3 separate regions of the Homo sapiens genome follow, and all the other regions are linked to region 2. A link is a loop called in an ENCODE intact Hi-C map of the cell type or tissue named here. Cell type or tissue: adrenal gland. All regions are shown on one strand. Each heading gives the region's core, and the rest is flanking DNA. Links, peaks and the distances in the headings are about the cores only.

Evidence for each region. A loop is a pair of places that touch in the nucleus more often than their neighbours do. Peaks named below come from ENCODE experiments on the same cell type or tissue, not always from the same donor. Only the 100,000 strongest peaks of a DNase experiment are listed, where the experiment ranks them.
Region 1: it touches region 2 in a loop (2.3-fold over the local background); 43 of 110 quality-filtered maps call a loop at or near these places.
Region 3: it touches region 2 in a loop (2.0-fold over the local background); 8 of 110 quality-filtered maps call a loop at or near these places.

The regions. Positions count from the first base shown.
Region 1 is chr1:19,263,473-19,268,416 of GRCh38, reverse strand. It overlaps the pseudogene AKR7L. Among named protein-coding and RNA genes, the nearest start is that of MRTO4, 14 kb to the right of the region's middle. In adrenal gland, for the core only: no CTCF peak of the experiment used is centred there; no DNase peak of the experiment used is centred there.
Region 2 is chr1:19,652,728-19,655,227 of GRCh38, reverse strand. It overlaps MICOS10-NBL1 (MICOS10-NBL1 readthrough), which reads right to left. Exons shown (of 4, transcript NM_001204089.2): 2 at 28-216. The coding sequence starts at 197. NBL1 (NBL1, DAN family BMP antagonist) reads right to left here. Exons shown (of 4, transcript NM_005380.8): 2 at 28-216. The coding sequence starts at 197. Among named protein-coding and RNA genes, the nearest start is that of NBL1, 9.7 kb to the right of the region's middle. RefSeq lists a silencer at 1,196-1,335. In adrenal gland, for the core only: a CTCF peak has its summit at 1,367 (motif pointing right); a DNase peak (open chromatin) is centred at 1,357; H3K27ac peaks cover 396 bases.
Region 3 is chr1:19,513,514-19,516,013 of GRCh38, reverse strand. The region is part of intron 1 of LOC105376819 (a long non-coding RNA gene); the gene reads right to left. The region is part of intron 3 of LOC105376817 (a long non-coding RNA gene); the gene reads left to right. Among named protein-coding and RNA genes, the nearest start is that of CAPZB, 29 kb to the right of the region's middle. In adrenal gland, for the core only: no CTCF peak of the experiment used is centred there; no DNase peak of the experiment used is centred there; H3K27ac peaks cover 490 bases.

The sequences.
Region 1 (4,944 bases), core at 2,445-4,944, 390 kb after region 2:
TTTTTTTTTTTTTTTTTGAGACAGAGTCTCGCTCTGTTATGCCAGCTGGAGTGCAGTGGCATGATCTCGGCTCACTGCAACTTCTGCCTCCCAGACTCAAGCAATTCTCCTCCCCCAGCCTCCTGAGTAGCTGGGATTACAGGCACGCACCACTATGACCAACTAATTGTTTGTATTTATAGTAGAGATGGGGTTTCGCCAAGCTGCCTATGCTGGTCTTGAACTCCTGAGCTCAGACAATTCGCCCTCCTCAGCCTCTGAAAGTGCTGGGATTACAGGCGTGAGCCCCTGCGCTCGGCCTTCCCATTGGTCTTTGATGGTATCTGAGTGCCAGGCTTTGTAATGAGGGCTTCACTGCAGGGATTTCATTATTCCTTCAGCTTTATGAAATGACTATCCCAGTGTTATTGATGAGGAAACTGAGTTTCACCCAGCTATGAAAGGGGAAGACATTTTAACACAGGTTCAACTGTAAAGCCCACTAGCCTCATCCTTTTGGTGGGAGCTGGAGTTTCCCTCTCTCAGTGCCTCATGTCTTCCTCACTTATATCCAACTCCAGCCTTAGATGTTGCAATAGTGTCTGGCATATATACAGTAGGTGCTCAATAAATGGGAGCTAAGTGCTCTACATAATTTTTCACACCCATAACCATGTTGAAAATAGAAAAGAGGATTGAATCTCAGAGAGGTTTAATAACTTAGCCGCGTTTACACAGCTGCTGGGGGGCAGAACTGGGCTGTGAATGTAGGTCTGTCTGGAAGCGTCGTGTGGCAGTAGGGGAAGGGATACAGGTTTTGCGTCACATGGGTACAGCTATCCAAGGCACCTTAAGTTCTTTCTGGACATATGGGATACAAGAGATCCCAAATCTCAGCAGGGAGGTGGCTGGGACAGCTGTGAGTGGAGTCGCTGTGCAGCAGAAGAGGGTTGAAGTCTGGCCGTCTCCCTTGCAGGGTGCCCACGGGGACGCGGTCATCCTGGGCATGTCCAGCCTGGAGCAGCTGGAGCAGAACTTGGCAGCGGCAGAGGAAGGGCCCCTGGAGCCGGCTGTCGTGGACGCCTTTAATCAAGCCTGGCATTTGTTTGCCCACGAATGTCCCAACTACTTCATCTAAGCTCATTGTGGCTCAGGCTGCCCAAGGCTTTTCTGTCAACTCTTTTGCTCTCTCCCGCTTTGTCTAATTTAGAACTGCCTCACTAAATTCTTAGGGATGGAAGTATTTGGAAAAAAACCTAACAGTAGAGTCACCACCTAAGGAAGAATAAAATCTCCCAGGGTGCTGTGTGTTAGTCTGTTTGCGTTGCTATAAAAGAATACCTGAGACTGGGTCATGTATAAAGAAAAGAGGTTTCTTTGGCTCACAGTTCTGCAGTCTGTACAAGAGGGTGTGGTGCCGGCATCTGCTCTTGGTGAGGGCCTCAGGAAGCTTAGAATCATGGCAGAAGGGGAAACGGAGCCAGCGTGTCACATGGTGAGAGAGGGAGCAAGAGACAGACAGGGGAGGAAATTCACACACTGATGGTGGGGATGTAAAATGGTACAACCAGTTTGGAAAACAGTTTGGCAGTTTCTCAAAGGATTAAACATAAAATTACCATAGGATTCAGCAGTTCCACTTGTGGGTATGTAGCCAAGAGAAATGAAAACATATCTCCCCACAAAAAAACTTGGGTATGAGATTTCACATTATCATTGCTCATAATAGCCAATAAGTAAAAACAACCCAAATGTCCAAGAATGAATAAATGGATAAACAAAATATGGTATATTTATACAACAGACTATTATTCGGCCATTAAAAAAAAAAAAGAGTGGCTGACACCTGTAATCTCAGCACTTTGAGAGGCCAAGGCAGTAGGACTGATTGAAGACAGGAGTTCCAGACCAGTCTGGGAAACAAAGCGAGACCCTGTCTCCACTAAACATAAAAACAAAATTACTGGGGCCCCATGGCACACACCTGTAGTCCCAGCTGCTCGGGAAGCTGAGATGGGCGGATTGCTTGAGCCCAGGTATTCAAGTCTGGAGTGAGCTATGACTGTGCCACTGCACTCCAGCCTGGGCGACAGAGCAAACCCTGTTTCCAAACAAACAAACAAACAAACAAATACACAGACAGAAGTAGTTAAACATCTACAAGGTAAGTGCATCTTGAAGACGTGTTAAGTTAAAGAAGCCAATTACAAAAGGTTTCACGTTGTATGATTTCGTTTATATGAAATGTCCAGAATAGGCAAATCTGTTTGAGAGAGAGAAAGTAGATGAGTACTTGCCTAGGACTGGGAGGAGGATTGCGAGGAAATGGAGATTCACTGCTAATGAGTACAGGGTTTCTTTTGGGGGCGCTTATGAAGATGCTCTGAAATTGATTGTGATGGTTGTACAACTCTGAATACATGAAACAGCATTAAACATCACTTTAAGTAAGTCAACTGTATAGTGTCTGAATTATGTCTCAATACTGTTGTTTTTAAAAAACAAAACAGGCCAGGCACGGTGTCTCATTCCTGAAATCCCAGAACTCTGAGAGGCCTAGGCAAGGGGATTGCTTGAATCCAGGAGTTCAAGAGCAGCCTGGGCAACATGGTGAAATCCCATCTTGACAAAATATACAAAAATTAGCTGGGTGGTGGCAAACCCACTGTTTGGGTAGAACTCAGTGGGGGAAGCCTCATCTGTTCCCCGGTGTCTGAGGCGTGATTTAGCAGCTGTAGGCTAGGGTCACCTGAAGACATTCACTTATCAGCTGCTGTCATTAACTGGCACACATGTGGCCTCTGCATGTGGCTTCCAAGGGAGCACATCTCAAGCAATCTAGGCAGAAGCCATGTGGCCTTTTATGTCCCAGCCTCAGGAGTCCATAGCATCACTCTTGTGTCCTGGGAGGGGAGTCAAAGATACCTGTACAAAGAGCATTTGAGAGCATGGGGTGGTTATCTTAGGAAAATAAACTGTAACACTGGGAGCAACGGTCCTGAGTGGTCAAGTCGAGATGAGCCCCAGGAGCTGCTGAGACTCTTGAGTATCCCCATCAGGGATGCATTCTCTGCTATGCCACATCCCACCTATTAGAATCTTCTGGATACTATATCTCAAAGATAGTTGATGTCCACTTGAATTCAGCCATTTCATATCTTTTTTCTCTTCTTTTTTTCCCACTCCACCTCCTCCCTCAGCCATTTTATATCTAAAGAGCTTCTTCAAGAGACAGTTCCCAAACAGCACCTTAAATATATATACAATTCGTATTTGTTAATTTAAAAACAAATGAGAAGGAACAAAAAGACCTAAAGGAGCAGAGCTGGATCTGGAGAGCGTCTAATATATATTTATTCATCCTCAAACTAAGGAAACTGCTCTGTGCTGTATAAAAGACTGGAGAAGGGCCAGGCGCAGTGGCTCACGCCTGTAATCCCAGCACTTTGGGAGGCCGAGGCGGGCGGATTATGGGGTCAGGAGATCAAGACCATCCTAGTTAACATGGTGAAACCCCGTCTCTACTAAAAATACAAAAAATTAGCCGGGCATGGTGGTGGGCGCCTGTAGTTCCAGCTACCCGGGAGGCTGACGCGGGAGGATGGCGTAAATCCGGGAGGTGGAGCTTGCAGTGAGCTGAGATCATGCCACTGCACTCCAGCCTGGGCGACAGAGCAAGACTCCATCTCAAAAAAGAAAAAAAAAAAAAAAAAAGACTGGAGAAGGAGGTGACATAGATTTTGCACATGGGAATTCATGAGGAGGGGAGTTCCTGAAACTTCAGGCTGCCATGGGCTGCCCTACTTGCTTCATTTCTGACCTGCTTGTTCCCAGTGACTGGGTTGGTTGGCATCACCAGTGTCTCAAATTGGGCCATTCTGAATACATTTCAGAAGCAACAGGAAGGTAAGAGTGCCAGGCTCCACAATTGTTTATGAACAAGTACATTTCTGCTGCATGGATTTTTAATTTAATAAGGCTGTTTTTACCATGGCTTTTTTTTTTTTTTTTTTTTTTGAGATGGAGTCTAGCTCTGTTGCCCAGGCTGGAGTGCAGTGGTGCAATCTTGGCTCACTGCAACCTCTGCCTCCCGGGTTCAAGCAATTCTCTGCCTCAGCCTCCCGAGTAGCTGGGACTACAGGCGCCTGCCACCACACCTGGCTCATTTTTTATATTTTTAGTAGAGACGGGGTTTCACCATCTTGGCCAGCCTGGTCTTGAACTCCTGACCTCGTGATCCACCCGCCTCGGCCTCCCAAAGTGCTGGGATTGCAGGCGTGAGCCACCGTCCTTACCATGGCATTTGTAAGTGTATGTCCACTGCAGAAACAAATTTCTATTCTCAATGTTGAGCTTTATTAACTGAATTTGAAATAGCATTCACAACAGTTAGATGCTTTCTCTCTCACAAAATGGATTTCCAAAAGCTTTACTCTGATTCCAAGAGTTGGATGGAAGACAGTTTATATATACAAGCTGGAAGCCACCACACCCAGTCTATTTCTTAAAATTTGGACAATTTATTAAAGTGATATGTGCCCATGGTTAAAAGCTGTCACTTTCCAAGTCTCATTCCTCAGAGGCAACTTCTAGAAATTCTTGCAGCTTTCTTTTTCTCTAGCAGTTACTGCTGCACTATGTCTAAAGTATACACTTGGCTGGGGGTGGTGGTTCACACCTATAATCCCAACACTTTGGGAGACAAAGGTGAATCGCTTGAGCCCAGGAGTTTGAGACCAGCCTGGGCAGGTCAGTGAGACTGTCTCTACAAAAAAATTTTAAAAACTAGCCAGGCATGGTGTCATAGGCCTGTAGTTCCAGCCTTAGGAGGCCAAGATAGGAGGATTGCTTGAGCTTAGGAGTTTGGCCTGGATATTAAAGCAAGACCACCATCTCTTATTAAAAAAAAAGCTACACACTTTATCGCTATTCCTTAATATATCAAATTTAGATGTCGTGTGTGGG
Region 2 (2,500 bases), core at 1-2,500:
TCCCCCCACCCACCCCTTGGGTCCCACCTGTTCTGGATGGACTTGGCCTCACAGCCGCTGTGGCCCACGATCTGGGTGATGTTCTTGGCTTCGCACCAGGCACTCTTATCTGGGAACAGTGCCAGCTTGTTGATGGGTGGTGGGGCAGCCAGTAGCATGGCAGGGAGGACAGCCCCCACCAGGACCCGAAGCATCATGCCCGTGGCCTCCAGAGCCCTAGAACGGAGCACAGGTGCCAGGTGAGGCACAGCAAGGTGCAGGGGGCCGGGTAGTGGTGTTACAGCATGGACTCTGGCATCCGACTCCTTGGCGCAACCCCAGCTCTCCCACTTACTAACCAAGTGCAACTTTGGACAAGTTATTTCTCCCCTCTGAATCTCACAATTGGAGCTGGGAGTGGTACCTACATCAGATGGGTATCTGGAAGGTCAGATGAGATATTAAATGAGCCTAGCAGATAATACACATTCCATATGTGTTGGTTGGTTTTACAACTTCCTAAATTGCCTTGAGCAAGTTACTTTTTATCTCGGTGCCTCGGTTTCTTCATCTAAAAAGGGGAGATGGTGCCACTGCCTGGCACAGGATTGCGATTACGAAGTGTTCAAGCACATGTCAAGTGCTGAACAATTACTACCTCCTTTCTCCCTTTGATGCTGTGAGTCACCCAGGAAAATACACAAAAAGCTGTCCACACAGCCCTGGAGGGGCTGGCCACACACCATGTCTCCTTGAAAGCTACTGCAACCATTGTCAGGATTCTGATGTTTGAAAAGTTAGCCTTAACCTTCACGTTGCTGTGATTTCTTTTTGGTTTTGTTTTTTGAGAAAAGATCTCACTCGGTCACCCACGCTGGAGTGCAGTGGCATGATCACGGCTCACTGAAGCCTCGACTTCCCTGGGCTCAGGTGATCCTCCCACCTCAGCCTCCCGAGTTGCTGGGACTACAGGCGTCCGCCACCACACCTGGCTAATTTCTGTAAAGACCAGGTTTCGCCGTGTTGCCCAGGCTGGTCTCAAACTCCTGGGGCTCAAGCGATCTTCCTGCTTCAGCATTCCAAAGTGCTGGGATTACAGGCGTGAGCCACCGCACCTGGCCTGCAGTGAATTCCTGGGCCACCTTGGCTGGCCAGACCTCAGGCAAAAAAACTGACCCTGAACCAGACAGTATTGTTCTCTAAGATGCCTCACCAGAAACTCGAATCCACAAGGGCTCTACACAGATCACTGTCCCCAGCCCCATTCTAACACGTGAGTCAAGCGGGAGCCAATCAAAGCTAAGCACTTGGCCATTTGCAAATTCCCCTGCTATAGGATGGAGTGAGATACTAAAACAATACCAGGATCTGCCAAAAGGTGGCGCTGCAGGGCAGTCTGTGTCAAAGGATTCCGCTTTCAGGAGACTCGCCCCAGGTAAGTTTCACCCATGCCCCCCAGTGCAAAAAGCACGGGAGAGGGAGGCTTCAGAGATGAGGGCAGTGCCTTCTTCAAGGAGGCCCCCAAACCCTCGGAGGACGGCACAGCCGAGAAAGGGCATGGGTCCACGTGTGCTGGGTGACCGGGACACTCAGACCTGTTTCCCCACCACCTGTAAAATGAGTGCAGTGAGCCAGGCCAGTGGTTCCCAAACCTGAAATTTGATCAGAATTCCCTAGGAACTTGTGGAGTAAAAGTTCTAGGGTGGGTAGGAGTCTGCGTTTTGATCAGGCTTCCTAGGCAGCTATGCGCTCAGTCAGGGATTCTTTACCTTGGGACAGTCCCTAGAGGGGCCTGGATGAGGCTAAATCAGGAGGAAGAGGGGACAAGTCCTGGTCCCAGTGGCCCCACAGAAGCCCAGCACCAGGAGTCAGGTGGCTTGGGACTGGGCATCCCATTTAGGACAATCCTACCATGGGCCATGGAGATGGCAAAGCCAGGTACTTTTTTTTTTTTTTTTTTTTTGAGACGGAGTCTCGCTCTGTTGCCCAGGCTGGAGTGCAGTGGCACGATCTCTGCTCACTGCAAGCTCCGCCTCCTGGGTTCACGCCTTCTCCTGCCTCAGCCTCCCGTGTAGCTGGGACTGCAGGCGCCCACCACCATGCCCCACTAATTTTTTGTATTTTCAGTAGAGACGGGGTTTCACCGTGTTAGCCAGGATGGTCTCGATCTCCTGACCTCGTGATCCGCCCGCCTCAGCCTCCCAAAGTGCTGGGATTACAGGTGTGAGCCACTGCGCCCGGCCTTACTTATCTATTTTTTTGAGACAGAGTCTCACTCTGTCGCCCAGGCTGGAGTGTCATGGCATGATCTTGGCTCACTGCAACCTCCGCCTCCCGGGTTCAAGTGATTCTCCTGCCTCAGCCTCCAGAATAGCTGGAATTACAGGCATTCGCCACCACACCTGGCTGATTTTTGTATTTTTAGTAGAGATGGGGTTTCACCAGGTTGGCCAGGCTGGTCTCAAACTCCTGACCTCAAGTGATCTGCCCACCTCGGCCTCCCAAGGTGCTGGGATTACAG
Region 3 (2,500 bases), core at 1-2,500, 140 kb after region 2:
TTACGCAGTCTCAGGTAGTTTTTTGTTTTTTTTTTTTTTTTTTTTTTTTTTTTTTGGAGATGGAGTGTCGCTCTGTCACCCAGGCTGGAGTGCAGTGGCATGATCTCAGCTCACTGCAACCTCTGCCTCCTGAGTTCAAGTGATTCTCCTGTCTCAGCCTCCAAAGTAGCTGGGACTACAGGCACCCACCTGGCTAATTTTTGTATTTTTAGTAGAGATGGGGTTTCACCATATTGGTCAGTCTGGTCTCGAATTCCTGACCTCAGGTGATCTGCCCACCTCAGCCTCCCAAAACTTGAATTACATGCGTGAGCCACCGCACCCAGCCCAGTAGTTCTTTATAGCAGTGCAAGAACAAACTAATATGCCATCTCTACCAAGAATAATTTTTAAAATTAGCTGGGCATGGTGGCATGTGCTTGTGGTCCAAGCTACTTGGGAGGCTGAGATGGGAGGATTGCTTGAGCCTGGGAGGTCAAGGCGGCAGTGAGCCATTATCACACCACTGCACTCCAGCTTGGGCAACAGAGCCAGACTCTGTCTCAAAAAAAAAAAAAAAAGAAGAGGAAGAAGCAGCAGCAGCAGCTCTTTACCACACACCTAAAACAAATCAAATATCTCCAAAATCAGTTCACTGGAAATCAAGTGATATTATCATCCCCACCTACTTGGTTCTTGTGTCTTCCTTTCATTTTGTGCCAAATTCAAGCAGGAAAAAGTGGCATGTTCCTTTTTTTTTTGAGACAAGTCTCGCTCTTATCCCCCAGGCTTGAGTGCAATGGCTCGATCTCAGCTCACTGCAACCTCCGCCTCCCAGGTTCAAACAATTCTCCTGCCTCTGCCTCCCAAGTAGCTGGGATTAAGGCGCCTGCCACCACGCCCAGCTAATTTTTGTATTTTTTAATAGAGACAGGGTTTCACCATGTTGGCCAGGCTGGTCTCGAACTCCTGACCTCAGGTGATCTGCCCGCCTTGGCCTCCCAAAGTGCTGGGATTACAGGCGTGAGCCACTGCGCCCGGCCAAAAGTGGCATGTTCTTTACTGTGCTTTCCCCAAACCCTAGCAGTCTCAGTAGAGGCACATCTAAGCAGCCTACAATTAAATTAGAGAACTGGACCTCCCAACAAATAGAAATAACACATAATTCATTTTAAGTCTAACAGCAAATAGAGACAACACATAATTCATTATAAGTCTAGCAGTGAAGTGATGGGATTTCAAAAAAAGTTATGTTCTTTCCATCTGTAGCTAAAATATTTACACGGGGCCCTGGTCATATGCAAGTGGTGGTTTACAGAGCACAGCTTGTTCAAACCAAACAGTTGCTCTGTTCCCACTTTTGGAAACTTGTCAAGGAATCAGTGTTTACTTAGACAACTCGGGCCCCAAGAGGCCCTTGTGTAGACTGAATTCAATCCAAGGAGAAACCAAGGCCCGGGAACATTCCTCCTTCTCCCCTGACCATTGAACCGCAGACCTCTCAGTTCTCCAGGGCCCTCTCGAAGGCATCCGGTTGAGCCTCTGGTCAACTGTCCAGTGCCCAGCCTAGACAACGGAGACTAAGTCCTTTTTTAGAATTCCCAGGCTGGGCACAGTGGCTCACACCTGTAATCCCAGCACTTTGGAAGGCCAAGGCGGATGAATCATGAGGTCCGGAGTTCAAGACCAGCCTGGCCAAGATGATGAAACCCAGTCTCTACCAAAAATACAAAAATTAGCCGGGCGTGGGGGTGGGCGCCTGTAATACCAGCTCCTCAGGAGACTGAGGCAGAGAATTGCTTGAACCCAGGAGACAGAGGTTGCAGTGAGCCAAAATCGTGTCACTGCACTCCAGTCTGGGCGACAGAGCGAGACTCAGTCTCAAAAAACAAAAAACAAAACAAAACAAAAAAACACTGAGCACGGTGGCTCACGCCTGTAATCCCAGCACTTTGGGAGGCCGAGGCGGGCGGATCACAAGGTCAGGAGATCACCATCCTGGCTAACATGGTGAAACCCCGTCTCTACTAAAAATACAAAAAATTAGCCGGGAGTCCCAGCTACTTGGGAGGCTGAGGCAGGAGAATAGTGTGAACCCGGGAGGCGGAGCTTGCAGTGAGCCGAGATTGCGCCACTGCACTCCAGCCTGGGCTACAGAGCGAGACTCTGTCTCAACAACAACAACAACGACAACAAGAAGAATTGGCCCCTTCGCGCCCAACCTTTTGAGTAATTGTGTGCGTGAACATCTCATTTATTTAACTCCCAAAGAGAGAGCTTTGGCTTCAGGGCAAAGGATTTGATGTTTAATATGTGGGTGACTTGAATTAGTCTAGAGCATAATTCAGGACATGGGCCCGCTGTGGGAAACTGGCCACAGAGAACCTAGGAAGGTGAAGTCTGAGTGTTCAGGAAACACGATCTGCTATTTCTACCCAAAGCAAGAAAACAAGCCCTATGTTATTGAAGAACAGTGGAGGTCCAAGTGTGAATATCAACAATTGTGCACATAAAAAGCACT